Linked DNA regions of Homo sapiens: region 1 is linked to region 2. The links are chromatin loops, found by intact Hi-C in ENCODE. Cell type or tissue: PC-3. All regions are shown on one strand. Each heading gives the region's core, and the rest is flanking DNA. Links, peaks and the distances in the headings are about the cores only. Region 1 overlaps SYT9 (synaptotagmin 9). Region 2 has its middle 8.8 kb from the start of RBMXL2.

Region 1 (8,347 bases), core at 148-8,147, 180 kb after region 2:
CACATGTATCCCAGAACTTAAAGTAAAACAAACAAAAAATGTTTAGAGTTTATATTTATTTCTGGCTTGTATGCTGTTTGAGATAAAGTCTTGTGACAAGTTTATTACCTGCTGTGCTATGTAGAACTGCCTTTGATTAGTCAGAGCCTGACTTTTCTTTTCCTTCCAGTGGAGCCCCCTCATTAAGGCATTTCAAGCTTAGTTGACTAAATTCATGTTTCTGTAATACACATCAGTCATGATTCTACACTCTTTCCTTATATCTGTGTGAAGTTCATCTTTTTTTTTTTTTTTTTTTTGACAGAGTCTTACTCTGTTGCCTAGGCTGCAGTGCAGTGGCACGATCTTGGCTCACTGCAACCTCTGCCTCCGGGTTCAAGCGATTCTCCTGCCTCAGCCTCCCGAGTAGCTGGGATTACAGGTGTGCACCACCATGCCCAGCTAATTTTTTGTATTTTCAGTAGAGATGGGGTTTCGCCATGTTGGCCAGGCTGGTCTCAAACTCCTGACCTCACGTGATCCACCCACCTCAGCCTCAGGAAGTGTTGGGATTATAGGCATGAGCCACTGTGCCTGGCCAAGTTCATGTTTTAATGATGTTAGTTTATTTAGTTAGTTTCTTCCTATACAGCTGGGCCCTTCTCTTCATCACTATGCAGGTCTTCCTTTTCTTCACTTCTCACCCAACCTGATGCATAGAAATGGACCTCAGCTTGAACTTTTGGAACTGATGCTGTATAGTATAGATGGAAGAATGAGGAGTTTTCCCTTACAGGATGCAGCAGCCACACATAAGGCCATCTGCTCAGAAAACCTAGCAGTGGGTCCCCAACCTCTTCCTCATGGCCACGTTCCTCAGTCAACAAGCATTATTTGAAGTTTTGGTTACAATGTTTTCCATCACACCTGATTCTTCACACAGATTTTGGGAGAGCTTCCTGGAAGCCACAACCCACTGGAGTGAGGAATGCTAGGTGATCTAGTATCTCCATCCTGGCCTTGTAAAGTTTGGGTTGTTGGTTGGAATTAGTTCTTGCACACCAAGACTGCACAGAGCCAGCTAGCAGAGTGTGCAGGGCCTCTGAGCCAGTTCTGGGTGTGCTCCTTGTCCACCAGCCCTGCTCCAGCAGATTCTCCCTGACTAGCCAGCTATGAACTTTGCCAGTGTAGTTATTCTCTCTACTACCTCTCCCCTCTCCAAATGGTGTCTTCCTCTTCACAGCCACACTGCTCATAAAATAGATTTCCTCCCCCACCTTCTCCAAACCACCTTAGTCCAATTCCCACACCCACCACTTCTCTGAGGCTGCTGTAACTACAGCCATCAATGACCTGCTAATTGCTAATCCCAGTGGACACATTTCAGTGGTTGGAATCCTGCTGTGTTTGAAACAGTGATTACTGCTTCCTGTTCTCTTGAATTTGCAACACCAAATCCCATTCTATTTTCTTTCATGGGTTTCTTTTCTTCTACTTGCCCCTTAAATGTTGGCATTTTTTATATTACTGTGACCCATTTCTTCTGTCACTTATGCATTTTTCCCAAGTTGTCCTCTCCAATCCTAGAACATACCAGCCTTCAATATACTGATAATTCAAGATTCATATTCCAGCCCAGACTGCTGAAGTTCAGACCTGTATATCTAGCCACCTCCTGGACATCTCCATTTGCATAGATGAAGGAGCCTCTAAATCAATGTGTCCACAACCCAAGTTCATTCTGGCCTTTCCACTTGCTGCTGTTCCTCCACCTGAAATGTTTTTCTCACAGGCCCCGCGTGGCTCACTGCTCACTTCATTTATCCTCTCTGTTCAGTCAGCACCTTCCCCAAAAGTCCCCATATGTGCCTTTTCCTTCCCTGGCTTTATTTCTCTTCAGATCATATGTGTCTGAATCTATATAATATTTGTTACTTGTTTATTGTTTGCGCCTCACCCCCAACTAGAATGTAAGCTCTATTTATCTGTCTTGTTCACTATTATGTTTGAGCCAATTTCTGGTGTCCAAATATTAAGTGAGTGAATACACCATCCCCCACCCCCAGACTGATTTCTGTATGTTTTATCTTCATGGGTGACACCAGTCCCACCCTCAGTCACTCAGGTTGGAAATTTGGAGTTATACTAGAAACTTCTTTTACCATCACCACATCCTCACTTTCCCATATCCAACAGTCACCAGTTCCCGCCAGTTTTATCTCGTAATAATTTCTCAGATCTGTCTTCTATCTCTGTCCCTATGATCACCTTATTTCCAGCCATCAGACCTCTCTTCTGTCTTATTGCACCTCTTAATGTGCTTCCTGCCTCAGTTTTTAACCACCCAAATCCAGCCTCAATGGAAGCCAGAGTGGTCTTTCTAAAAAGCAGATGTGACCCTGCTGTTTTCCTATGTGAAACTCTTCAGTGGGCCCATTCAACTATGGGATCAAGTCTAAGCTCTTTAGCATGACACGTGAGAATATGGTGGAATAAGGTGGAATGAATCTGGTGGAATAAGGTGCACCCCTTGCGTTAGACTAACTGCAGGGTGTGCCCCACAGTTTCCTGCCTCCATTCTTAAGCTGTCCCCTCAGCCTAAAATGATTGTCTTTCCCCTCTGCCTTCCCCCTCCTGGTGGATTCTCCCTCATCATTCTTTTAAGCATCAGTTTTGGGGTCACCTAAACTCCCTGTGCTCTTTTGCATTTTCCTTAGCACTGTACCTATACTTAAAACATTATCTGCCAGCCAGGCACAGTGGCACATGCCTATAATCCCAGCAATTTGGGAAGCCAAGGCGGGTGGATCACGAGGTCAGGTGTTCGAGACCAGCCTGGCCAACATAGCGAAACCTCATCTCTACTAAAAATACGAAAAAAAAAAAAATAGCTGGGTGTGGTGGCAGGCGCCTGTAATCCCAGCTACTCGGGAGGCTGAGGAAGGAGAATTGCTTGAACCTGGGAAGTGGAGGTTGCAGTGAGCCGAGATCGCGCCACTGCACTCCAGCCCAGGTGACAGTACGAGACTCTATCTCAAAAAACAAAAAACAAACAAACAAACAAACAAACATTATCTGCCATGTGTCTGCCTCCTTCATTAGATCAGATTGGAACTCACTGAGGGAAAGGACTGTGTATTATTTATCTTTTTATTCTCTTCATCTAACTCCATGACTGAAACATAGTGAGGATTTGATAAACGTTTGAATAAATGAAAGAATAATGAATGACCCATCGAGATAGATTTCTGGCTGAATTCTGGTCATTGTCATCAAGTTATGGCATAAAATTACATTTCCAAAATCTGAAAAATATTAGTGTAATCTGCAAAATGTGAATTCATTATGTGCTGTGTGTTACTGAACATTGCATTGTTGCTTTTCAGCAAGTGCTCATGTCTTACTTTCCCTGTTGTCCTATTAAGTTCAAAAGTCGACTTAACAAAATCTAAACAGAAAAAAGAGAATGGGGGAATAGGAACAAGAGAAGATTACATCCATTTTTTTTTGTCTTATGAATTTGAAGCATTTTCTCAAATGTGAAGAAAAGGGCACTTTTTCAGCAGTAAAGTAATTGTGTTTTTATTATAAAGTGTATTATGTTAGGCATGTGGGCAATATGACTCAATGAATAGTTCTTCAGGATTAGTGTATGCCTAGTTGAAACTTAATGCTCTTTCCCTCAGCATGCATGTAGGATCTGAATTTTCACTGTGAAAGCAAATGCTCCTGTTGGAGACCTTTATCATCAACTTGTTGGAATTCATGCCTAGAATATTTTAAGTTGAACAATTCTATCACAGTGGCATGCATAGATTGCTGAGAAAGGCACAGTGCTAATGATGCTGTAGACATCTTAAAAGCTAGGAATGCTCCATGTAATGTAGATGGCAGAGAAAATGAAGTGTGCCAGTCTGTTTTCTGTTGCTTATAACAAAATATCTGAAACTGAGTAATTTCTAAAGAAAAGGAATTTATTTTTTACAGTTATAGAGGCTGGAAAGTCCAAGGTTGAGAGGTCACATATGATGAGAATCTTCTTGCCAGTGGGAACTTTCTGAAGAGTCCCAAGGTGGTGTAAGGACCCAGAAATTTCTGATCTTCTTCTACATCTAATTGCCCTGGGTCGAGGCAGGGTATCACAGGGCAAGGGGGCTGAGCATGCTAATGTGTTAGCTCAGGCCTCTCTTCTTCTTATAAAGCAATCACTTCCCCTCCCATGATAACCTATTAATCCATTAGCCCATTAATCCATAAATAACAAATTCATTCATGAAGACAGAGCCCATATCATCCAATCACCTCTTTTAAAGGCCCCCACCTCTCAATACTACCAGATTGGTGATTAAGTTTCAACATGAGTTTTGGAGGAGACATTCAAACCATAGCAACCAATCCCAAACTGAGGTAAGTGAAGCTGCACAGTGGTTTTAAAACTGTTTTACTGAGCCCTAAGATTCTGCAACATTGTCTTGGGGCCACCTACAGGTGGACTTAAGAAGTGAAACTGAAGCTGCCCCTCATTCCCACTGCAAAGAGCAGTAACTCTGGTACCTGGTTTAAAGAGGGTGGTTCTTTATTACATTTTACTTGATATTTGACTTGATTTAGTTGAATATAACTGTTGTTGTGTTCTATAATACGGAGAAAATTTTGAATGAATAAAACTAGGTATAGTTTTAAGTAGCAAGATTCCGAGTAGCTTAAGAGGATTAAAAAACAAGGAAGATATTTTAGATTCTCACATTCTAATTCTTACAAGTGGAGAAGAAGGGGAGACTGCGTTAACTTGGAAACTAATACTGATGAGCACAAATGTAAAGGGTTATGAGCACACAAATGAAGGGTCCATGCACTACACCTAGGAACTTTAAGGAGGCATATTCTGTGAAGATATTTTCAGGAGTGCTGATACCCAGAAAGAATTGGTGTTTTGGAAACATCTAGAGAATAGTCAAAAATGTATGTTAATTTATGTTTGAATCAGGAAGGAAGATATCTCTCTGCCTAGGGAGAGGGAGTAATGATAACAGATGCCAGAAAACATCCAACAGAGGCAGGAGCAATGCCAGCAGATAAAGTTGGGGAGCTGGCCCAGTTCTCAACAGTGGAGGGTATGTGGACCCTAGAAACTCAAGGCTTGTGAGCTTGGTGTCCATCTCTGGCAAAGTCCTAAGCCAATTTAGCAGATGGTTTGAGAGCACTAAGGAAAGATGCTGGAGAGTTAGCTTAGTAAAACAAAGTCTTGGTAAACTTCCATGCTTCTCTTATTGATAGAGTCTGTCTTGACTTCAGCAATATTTTTATTGGGCAGTTTATGATAACCAATATGTCTTTTTTTCCGTTGAGAACAAAAAAACTGACTCAAGGAAAGAATAGGAGGGGTGAAGCTCATGCCAGAGAAGCAGGAAGATACTTCCTTATGGGCAGCTTGATGGAGCCACATAGAATCTGCTTAAGGCAGCGGGAAGCTTAGATAATCTACCAGCTCTAGGTGCAGAGTGTCCCCTAATACTGCATTTCCCCAACTGAGAACCATGACCACCTCCCGCCTTCAGAGATACTTTGGGGTATTTATTTAAAATGCCCCATCCAGAATCATGATCTCTGGAGGCATAGCCCAGGAATCTATACTTTTAACAAGCTTCCCAAATACTTACCAAGCACATATAAATTTTAGAACCGTTGCTTCAAAGATAAGATTATTTGCTGTGAGGAAAGCTACCCAGTTAGAGAAACAGAGAAAGTCTTTAGTTGTTTCATAAGCAGGTTCATTTTTTATATATGATTGTGACCCAGAAATTTCTGATCTTCCTCTACATCTAATTGCCCTGGGTCAAGCCCAACCCAAATGCCATCTGGTGACAGCCACTTATGCTGCAAAAGCAGAGCTGATGAGGCAAATCTTTTGAGCAGTAAAATGGGATTTTGCATCAGGTAAAGACCTTAGGTGAAGAGCAATGAGGCATACTGAAAGAAACTTAGTTCTACACAATTCCTTGAGAAACTCAGTCTCCATGCTGCCTGGATTGGGGGCAGGGATGTATCAGTACATCTGTAAACAACTAATTCTCCAGAATAGAAAAGGTATGCATAAATATACACGCATACGTTTATTTTAAGTGTTACTCATATAAATGCTGTGCGGTGCACAATTCATAATAAAATACACATTGCATTTTATTGATTACATTACAATTGATTCTCACAGAATGCTTTTCTTGATTTTTGTCAAACTCCTGTATCCATAGCAACCTTAGGTTGCAGCTGACAAATGAGTGTAGGCCCAACAAGCCTGTTGGTTGATAGCTTCATTTATATGAACAAGTAAGAGGAAAGTAAAACAATGACACATGTCAGAACTTCACTTATTCATCAATAATCTGAGCAACTTCTTGAATCAGATAATAGTTTTTTAATATTGGAAGAATATGTCCTCAATATTTTGTGCTGTTTACAAAGTAATGTCTACAGACAAGACACACTTTTCATCTGTTATTTACATTTTCTCCAGCACTATCGTAAGACTTTCATAAAACGTCACTTTCAGAAGACCTTAACAAAATAATAAATAAAACCTTGGTTTGTGGTGTTTGCAAGTTTTGTGGTATAAGTGCTCCCAGCCTGGCTGTTTTCAAGCTACCAATAAGATATTGCTGACCGTGGAGCTGGGAAGAGATGTGCAGTAGTGCATCAATATCTGGTATTTCCAGGTGGAGAAGAAGGGATACTATAGATGTAAGTACTATAGATGTAAGTAAGATACTATAGACGTAAGTGGAGAAGAAGAAGATACTAGAGATGTAAGTAACACTGAGAGCATAGACAATAAATTGTAGTTAAATGAGTAGGAAATGATAACTTTTGAGAATCATCTTTGAATATCACCTTTGACTTTTGAATATTACCTTTGTTTTCAGCATAGTTTATTGAATTTTACATTTATATAATTTAGTTTTTCATGGTGGCTGTGTTTAATAATCAGCTCTCAAAATTCCTGAAAATTTAAGTTGATTCTTATGAGCTTCTGTGAGCTGAGTCTAATTCACTACTGAATGGGCAGATTTTCTGAACTCACAGATATGTGACGGGGTTATATCCCTGCTTTTATGCAGGAGCATATGTATGATACTCAGGCACATTTCTATATTTGCATACAAATGCAGCTCCTCTAAACCAGAGCATAACAGTATCATGTCTGACAAATGTGTCCTGCCCCTGGGCATCACAATGAGAGGAATTCCTAAACAGATGAGATCAGATCCAATAGAACAGGTTTCCTCTGTCATGTCTGGGAAACTATTTATGACTCATACTCTTTGCCAGCTCTGTGTTTTGCATCAGTAGATATTCTGACATGTAAAGGTACCCCTCTCATGTTGCATCCTACTGATTTCAGCAAAACTGTTTTTGATACCTTGACACTTTCTACAAGCCCTTCAGAATACAGTGATGTTATGATATTACTGCTTTTTACATTTCCACTTCCTTTCTTCTACACCTGTTCTGTAAAAGGGTATTCAGTTTGCAATTAAAATTCGATGGCAGCCTAGCTGTGGCCATGAGAGTAGATTTTTGGAGCCATTTACACAAAGCCAGATATAGAATTTATTTGATGTGTAAAAATTTTTGGAGCTGAAAGTTTGAGACTATCTGCCACATAGAAAGATATGAGGATTTGAGCCACCACTTTTGTGTAAATTCTTATTAAAAACAGACAGTGCTGTGCAAGGTTGTTTCTTGGATAGAATTTTTGGATGGTAATAGAATAAGCTATATACTTCTAGTGCACAATTATTTTCTCTCTTCCTGTTTTCTCGCTGTTATGCTTGTAAGCAAATTGTTAAATAAGTTCATTCTGCTCCCCAAGAGCATTTCCAGAAGTGTCTTGGAACTTCCCACTGTAGGTACCTGGGCTCTATCAGTATTTTCTGTACTGACCTTTGTAATTATGACACAGGGGATACTTAAACAGGACTTTGCTTGCCAAACAAATATAAACACAAAATTGCTTTAAGTTGCTAACTGTTCTTCCTGCTGTGGACATTGGCCATGACCCAGCAACTTGGCTGCTATTTCAGCCATAAGAGATTTTCTGTAGGTCCTCAAATACTATCTCAAGTAAAAATTCTTATGGAGTCCACTCATTCCAGGTTAGGGTAAGAAAACTTTTCTCCTAATAATGTAATAAAATTTTACTTTATAAAATGAAAATAAGCAACATTCTTTCATATTATAAAGAACATAACATAAAACCAAATAATCTTTTGGCTGAGAGGAAATGCCAAACCCATTTCAGAACATTTATGTTATTTTTCCATGCTCTCTTCAAGCCAAGTTGATTGCATACAAATCTCCTAAGGGGATG
Region 2 (8,347 bases), core at 177-8,176:
AGATCTTAGAGGAAGGTGCAGTTTTTCCTTTTGTTGTCTGTTTTGAAGTGTAATAGCGATGAAAAACGTTTTCCAATCAACAAGCTGTTTCTGAAGAGTAATCTCCTGAATATTGAAACTATTAATAAAAACAAAGTATTAACATTAGGAAAATAAAGACTCACTGGAGTTCAGTGAGTTAATTTTAGAGATTATAGCATACAAAGGTTGTAGATCTCTCATACATATATAATACAACAGTCTCAATATTTCTTTACTGGAAATATTTTTGTAGGAAAATATGCCAGAGGTCTAGTCAATTGAGAACTCTTTATAATCACTTTCATAATGATGAGAGAGAGAGAGAGCTTATCACATGTTTTCCAGAACTCACCCACTGAGTAAAATTTAAGGAATTTGTATCTCAGTGAAAACCTTTATATTTTCTATCATGTGCTTTTCTCCGATTACTCCTGAAACCCCATCTCCTCCATATTTCCTTCCAAAATGGTTTCAGGAGTATTCAAATTGTCCATGTGGCAACTGACAGCATTACCGAATCCCCACAAGATGAAGGCTGAACATCTTCTGTTTCTGATCACAACCGGAATTCTACTGTGGCTCCTGTGACTATCTTAAAGAGTGCTAGAGGTAGAATTTTTTTTTTCCCCCATAGGGCAATAGTTCCCTTTTCCCCTTGCCTTAGGCCAAGTGAGATAGAGAAGGCTTCTCTGCTAGTGTTCCTCCTAACTGGGGCCTCTAACATTTTTCAACCTTTATGTGGTTTCCATGCCCCCTCCCTTTTAGCCTTTATTTTAAAAGTGATGTAACTTTCCTTCTTTTCCTCCATATAAATGTTCTCTCTGGGGATAGTTACTGTGTTCTCATAAATGTTTTCCTCTTTAGAATGTGTTTAAGAACTCACCAAGCAAAATAAGGCTGTATTGCTCTTGCTGTGCACACATGATATCCAATGCTCATGGCAATTTCTTTCAGAACCTACATGTTCTATTTGTGGTGAAGTTTATTCTGAAGCTAATTACTCTTACAGTGTAGCACATCTAAGAATGATTTTAAAATGATTTTGATAAATATTTTGTGAGTGACATTGAATGAACATATCAAGCACAGAAAATTAGAGGAACGACATAGCAATGATGTCCTTGTTGAATGCATCTCACTATCATATTTATTAAAGTGCTCAAGGGGAATAAAAAATATGAGGACCTATTATGAAAATTTTAGAGAAAACAGTAGGAAGAAATAGTAAAGCTTTCTCAGGTTTGAAGGCTGCTTGTTATAGTAGAGAGAGAATCTTTTGATCATATGCAGAAGCTCTCATTCTGTTATTCATGTAGCTTGGACAACTTTCTTAAAACTTTAGACCTTCCGTTTTTTTCATGTGTGGTGATAATACAGTTTCATCATATTTATGGAAGTTTTAAATAAGATGACTCATATACAGCACCCAGCACAGTGCCTGGAATGCAGTGGGGTTCGTTAAGTGGTAGTATTACGGCATTCTGCAAAGCAGTAGCACAGACTTTCCTTTGGAATTTATCATTTATATTCCTAGTAAAATTGCTTCTATACTCAAAAGTCTTCAGAAAAAGTACACTTGAGAGTTTTAATTGTATTTACTCAAGCTGCACTCATCCAGCTTGAAATCTTGGAGATATATTTGACTCTTTATAGTCCCCATTAATTTTCTGCTGCCTCTTTCTTCTTCACCTCTTCAGTTGAGGGGACCAGAACTTCCACCATGGGCTCAGTGCCCCATTCCTAACCAGTCAGAAGTAAAGCAGGTTGATGTTATTATAAAGGCTTGATTCCTTCTTATCTGTTAGGGTTTAGAATTATTGCTCTCTGGCATAATTGGCTTAGACTCAATTTTGCCCCAGAAATAAAGTGCCTAGTGCAGTGCCTAGATTTTTAAAAAATGTAGCTGTTTTTATTGTTATTTACAGTTGACTCAGGCTTTGGGGCACCTAGAGAAATCTCTGAGTTGAAGAGTGTAGTAATTTAGAATAAGTAATATGTAATCTTGTAGACCTGAATTTAAATCCTGTGTCCACCATTCACCAACTGTGATCTTGGTCGGGTTACTTAATTACTCTTTGTGTTTTTTTCCCCTTACCTATAAAATAGGGTCAAGAATGCTCCCCTCATGAGATTGGTTGTCTATCTATCCATTTATTCATTGAATCTAATTTTTATTTATGTAGTACCCACCAAATGGCAAACGCTGTGCTAATATCACGCCAACTAAGGCAAACAGAAAAGCAGCACCAAGATCACAGTTAGTGAATGATCTTGGTCAGGTTGCTCTTTGTTTTTTTCCCTTATCTATAAAATAGGGACAAGAATGCAATCATACTTATTGGCCAGATTAATATTCATTAAGGACGATTCACAGAGACAGTGGAGTAGTACTTGCTAGTTGCCCAGATGCATTCTGTGGGAATACACAGAGATTTAGCATGACTGGACTTCAGCTTTGGGAGAGGAACTCCCACATTTGGGCTGTGGGGCTTTTGAGTTGCATAATATAGGAGATTCCAGCCCCTACCCTGGAATAATTAGGGGTTAGGATATAATAGCAATATGTCATGGCAGAAATAGCTATAACCCTGTCACTTCAGTGCTCGTGGTTGTGGATTTGCAGGAGTTGAGGACTTGATAATAACATCAGTCTGCCCTAGACAGGTTGACAATGGGTCACTGAACCTTGCAGTCAACAGCTGGAGAAGGGAGAGACAGTAGAATATAAATGGGGCTGAGAAGAACATGTTTTTTGTGAATAATACTTTTATCTAAGGTGGTAAAGGGCTGGAGTCAAAGTCTTGTAATTGAAGCTGTATGGCAGCAAAGCAAACTAGAGGCAGGACTTGCTACATCAGCATTCAAGATTGAGAATGTACTAACATTATAGCTGCAGGGGTAACTGTGGCCCAGGCTGTGCAGCTGACCATGATTGACTGCATTAAAAATGGGCTAAAAGCAGCTTTCAGTGAAATTTGCAGAAGGCCAATCCTTTCCAGGATGCCAATCTACTGAGGATTAGTTTTGGATAAATTAATCCTTGTCTCTTAGCTAAGCAATGGAGACATATTGGTGAGCCAAAGTAGACATTGTTAATCCTCACATGGAACAGTGTTCAAAAGGTAAGATAGACTGGTTAAATTGTCATACAAAAAGCAACATTTTAACCATGACAAGCACTATGAAAGAGAGATACATAGCACTATGAGACATGTTTTTAAAAGCTTGATGTAGTATAACAGGGATCCCCAACTCCTGGGCCAGGAACTGGGCTGCACAGCAGGAGCTGAGTGGTGGACGAGCTGGCAAAGCTTCATCTGTATTTACAGCCGCTCCCATCACTTGCATTACCACCTGAGTTCCACCTCCTTTGAGATCAGCAGCAGCATTAGATTCTTACAGGAGCATGAGCCCTATTGTGAACTGCACATGTGAGGGACCTAGGTTGCATGCTCCTTATGAGAGTCTAATAGTTGATGATCTGTCACTGTCTCCCATCACCTCCAGTTGGGACCATCTAGTTGCAGGAAAACAAGCCCAGGGCCTCCACTGATTCTACTTATGGTGAGTTGTATAATTAATTCATTATGTATTACAATGTAATAATAGTAGAAATAAAGTGCACAATAAATGTAATGTGCTTGAATCATCATAAAACTATCTCCCCCGACTCCCTGGTCCCTGGAAAAGTTGTCTTCCACAAAATTGGTCCCTGGTGCCAAAAAGCTTGGGGACCACTATATATAGGACACCTAGAGAATGCATCCTTAAGTGATAATTGAACTAAGATGTGAAGGATGTATAAGAGCTAAATTTCTGTGAAAATTAAATGAGATAATATATAAAAAAGCATGTAGCACATAGTAACCCTCAGTGAATGAAGACTGATTTTCTTATACCTATTCTCTTTTGACATCAAGGTAGTTTTCGCTGGGAGTTTGTGCTATATAAATAAAGGTGAAGGAATGCAGGTGAATTACTAACAGACACTAATTTAAGAGAGCATATCTTGAGGTTGATTACCAGGAGAGGGGAAATGAGAAACACAGAATGTGAATCAACAAATAGGAGAGGCAAATAATGTGAGATCAGTTCAAGGTCAAACTAGTAAGAAAAAAACAGATGAAATGAAGAAGTTGGGAAAAAGACAAGTATTGGCTGGATTAATGCCCTGGGAGTAACTACTGATACCCCCTTTAAAGTCTCAGAGCCAAGTTCACAGATAAAGTAGCTTTTAAAGGTATCAGGGTTGTTTGAATCTGAGATGAATCAGACCCTCTTTATCCTTCAGGCACTCATAGTTTAGTGTGGGTAACATTTTTCTGCATAAACTACCTAAAATGCAAAACAGAGCAAGAAATGTTATCAAATAGGCATGGGCAATGTGCTAAGCAAACCAATTAATTCTGATGAGGAGGCTTTCCAGAGGTGGTAAAATTTCAAGATATTCCATGAAACAGGGAAACTCCTCTTTCATTTGTGTATGTTATCCACTTTAAATACAGCTAGGTTCATTTGTTTCTATTTGTAATTAATTTTAGGAGTGTCTTCATCTTGTTGATTTTATATCCCATCTCTGCTAATTTACATGGAAACTATTGAAACTTCTGAAGATGGGAGTGATTATCTGAGCTGCAGTTTGGCACCTGAGAGATGGACCGAAGAGAAAGGTTGGAGGGAGAGAGCCATCTAAACATACTAAGGCTTGCATTTTTATTTGTATTTAAAATTGCCCTAGTTGATTAAGAAGCTGAGTGGAGGAAAGCATGCTTCCTGACACGGAACAGAAGTTACCATATGATAACAGTCCACTAGATGTCACTAAAAGCTCAAGGATTGGTGCTTTATGTTTCCTTTCTTGAACCTGCCCCTTGGAACTTGAACTCTAGGGTCTGTGGATTTAGGCTAGGTGCTGCTTATGCTTTTAACTGGAAATCCCCATATAATCAGGTACTGCAAGTTATGTACAGTTGAAAAGACCAGAAGTATATCCAAGTATATATAAGCATTCAAATTGGTGGGAAAAGTAATTCAATAACTGATGCTGATTTAATTGGCTAACCACTTTGGAAAAAAGTCCTAATGATTTTGATCATTATACACCAAAATGAGTTCTAGGTGGATTAACTTTTTTTAGGTAGGATTTTAACTTTTTTTTTTAAGTGTGGTAAAATACATATGACAAAATTTACCATCTTAGCCATTTTTAAGTGTACAAGTTTAGTGGCATTAAGTACATTCACATGGTTATGCTGCCATCACCACCATCCATCCATAGAACTCTTTTCAACTTGCAAAATTGTGGATTAATTTTTTTTTTTTAATTGAGATGGAGTTTCGCTCTGTCACCCAGGCTGGAGTGCAGTGGTGTGATCTCGGCTCACTGCAACCTCCGCCTCCCGGGTTCAACCAATTCTCCTGCCTCAGTCTCCTGAGTAGCTGGGATTATAGGCATGTGCCACCACACCTGGCTAATTTTTGTATTTTTAGCAGGGACGGGGTTTATCATGTTGGTCAGGCTGGTGATCCGCCTGCCTCGGCCTCCCAAAGTGCTGGAGATTACAGGAGTGAGCCACTGTGCTCAGCCAGATTAACTTTTTAAATGTAAAAATAGAAACAACAAAAAGTTTAGAAGAAGATCTATTTGTGTTTTTATATAATTGAGTTTTGGAAAATTTTTCTAAGCCCAACAGTAAAGGAGGTATCAAAAGTTATATATTGATAAATTTTATTACCTAAAGATTAAAATTTTGTTTACATCTAAATGCCTCAAAGTTTATTCATTTATTATATATATGAATAATTTATCATATATTCATTATGATGTGGTTATAGGACTTGCTGGTTTTCAGCTATGGAGCTGCTGTCAGTTCCTAGGGACCTCCCACAATTCCTTGCCATGTGCTCCTCTCACATGTCCTTTTACAATATGGCAGTTTATTTCTTTTATGCCATAGCATAAAAGCTCAGATCTCTCTTTTATGATATCAATCTAAGTAGCTCAGTTCTCACCCTAAAGTTTTAGGAAAAATTAATAAATAAGGAGTATTCACTCTCTAATAAGCATGCATATTATAGAAAAATATGTAATGAGAAGCAGAAATACATTAAAAATTAGTGTATAGATTACTTAACAAAGATAAAGCCCACACAACATCTAGTTTCATCCAATATGTTAATACCTTTTTATAACTCCCTCTTTGTACTTCCTCCATGGAAAAGATACATGGGTAGGACATGAGGACATCCTGGATATTTGGTATGGCGTTCTTTGCTGGGTACTGACTATTTTTAATTATTTTGACCATTAGCTTCCTTACAGTTAGCATATTATCACTTAACTTGACAGTTGTTTTGAATTAAGAAATCTCACAATCAATCTTGAATTGGAACTGATATGTGTGCTTTTAAAAACAAAATCTATAGTGTTGTTTGGTATCAAATCCAGAGTTAAGCTCAGCTTTGTCAGAATGTTGGGGCATACTTCCTTCACAATGGCTGCTTTCTAGTGGCAGTTGTCAGGGTATAACTTGAGGTTAAACCATTCTCAGTGTTCCATTCCCTGGTTTAATCATGCCCTTACCTGAATCCTTCAACTACCTCACAGGCAGCAATTCATTGACTCCTATCTGGTATGAGATTGTAAACTGAAAGATGTCCTGATTTCCCCGTTACAAGATGATATTGTCTTCTGTTTTATCCATCAGCTATCTTTATCAGTAACACCAGAAAATTATATATAATATGATTTTATCTCTAGTCTCAAATTTGTGCTGATGAACTTAATCATCATAATGTTCTTATTTTCATTTGTGTTTTGTCTTATTATGTGGCCACAAATACATAGACAGTGTATGTGGTTTTAGCCTTCCATTGTATCTGGAAATTTAATTGTTATAAGCCTTTTCTTGTAGACCTTATTCTGTATTTGTATGAGATTCTAAACCTTCTACAGTGGCTACAATTTTGTTGGTCCCTATCAAAATCAGAGATCTGGGAAAACAAACCATAATGTTTATATTTTCCATTAGGGGAAACGTTCTTGGGAAAGTAATCACTCTGGGTATTTAGACAGCCTGGAAATGCAGTTCCACTTTTCAGATGCTTACTGGTTTCCACGAAAATGTTCATTCCATGAAAATGTTCCGTTGAGGCGGAATGAAGGGGCTCGTGACAGGGAACCACTGTGTGCTTGGCGTTGTCCTCAGCCTTCTGTTCACTCATTTAGTATAGACCAGTATATACTACTGGCTGAGCATGGTTCTGAAGGGTAGAAATGCAAATATGAGACACTAATTATGATCTCTATCTTTGAGGATTTATTTCTCAGCCTTGTGAGGAAGAAAAACACTAACTAGAAATTGCAATCCAACTCACATATGAGTACAAATGAAAACACTTCATCCTGGAAGCAGAAAATACGCTTCTGCTTTGGAATAGAAGCAAAATTGAAGACTAGAAGTGAACCTGAAAAGAAGGCAGAAGTGAAGTAGGATCTGCATAAACTGTTACATGTTTTCTCTTTTATGTCCAGTTAAATATTTTTGACAGTAGAACTGCAAAAATACTTAACATTGAATTGAAGAATTTCTTTGTAGAAGTGTTGAAGAAACACCATTTCTCTGATTTAAGGAAGTCATAAATATATTTGAATGTTTGATATTCTAAAATTGTTTAGTAATATTAGTTTTCACTAAATGGATTTTATGACCTCAGTCATAACACTGCTTTATTTACTTTTATTATTTCCAGTGGAGTAAACACTCCACATATAACTAATATATTTGGAATAACTCCTCTGTCCTTCATTTGTTTTAGGAAGGATTAGAACAAAGCTAGATTTAGGATCCTCGCGGGAGGGGTGTGCTTTACTGAAACACTCATTTGATTTTATAAATGTTTCTAGATATCCAGGAGAGATGGAATTAACCAGTCCTCAGCTCCTTAAGGATGTAAGTGCTGGCTAACCAGAACAATAACTATCAAATTAAAAATAGCGGTGAAGCGGTACTCAATCTAGGGCTAATCCAGTACTATGGCAACAAGCACTATTCTTGGCCCTAGTGAGGGACAGGTACTGCTCCTCCTAATCATTTTGGGTTGCTCTTTCCCCAGTCTCAGATAGCTTCCTCACACATTTGCATGAATCAATACTTGGCTAAATATTCTAGGTGGACTCTCTGGAGATGTCTGGAGTTTTTTCTTAGTGCAGCCTCTTTTCTCTGTTACTCTGGCCTGCAAATGGTAGCACCTTTTTTCCCTTCTGAACTGTTGTCTTTCTATCTTCAACTAAGGTTATCAGCCAAGCTCTGCCTGAGTTCTTCCT

The links. A loop is a pair of places that touch in the nucleus more often than their neighbours do. Peaks named below come from ENCODE experiments on the same cell type or tissue, not always from the same donor. Only the 100,000 strongest peaks of a DNase experiment are listed, where the experiment ranks them.
Region 1: a loop joins it to region 2, with 7 times the contacts of the local background. A loop is called at or near these places in 14 of 110 quality-filtered maps.

Annotation. Positions count from the first base shown.
Region 1 is chr11:7,274,039-7,282,385 of GRCh38, forward strand. The region is part of intron 1 of SYT9 (synaptotagmin 9); the gene reads left to right. Among named protein-coding and RNA genes, the nearest start is that of SYT9, 26 kb to the left of the region's middle. RefSeq lists an enhancer at 998-1,499. In PC-3, for the core only: a CTCF peak has its summit at 4,467 (motif pointing left); DNase peaks (open chromatin) are centred at 4,463 and 7,233.
Region 2 is chr11:7,093,591-7,101,937 of GRCh38, forward strand. No RefSeq gene overlaps it. Among named protein-coding and RNA genes, the nearest start is that of RBMXL2, 8.8 kb to the left of the region's middle. In PC-3, for the core only: CTCF peaks have their summits at 4,835 (motif pointing right) and 5,056; a DNase peak (open chromatin) is centred at 4,841; H3K27me3 peaks cover 3,149 bases.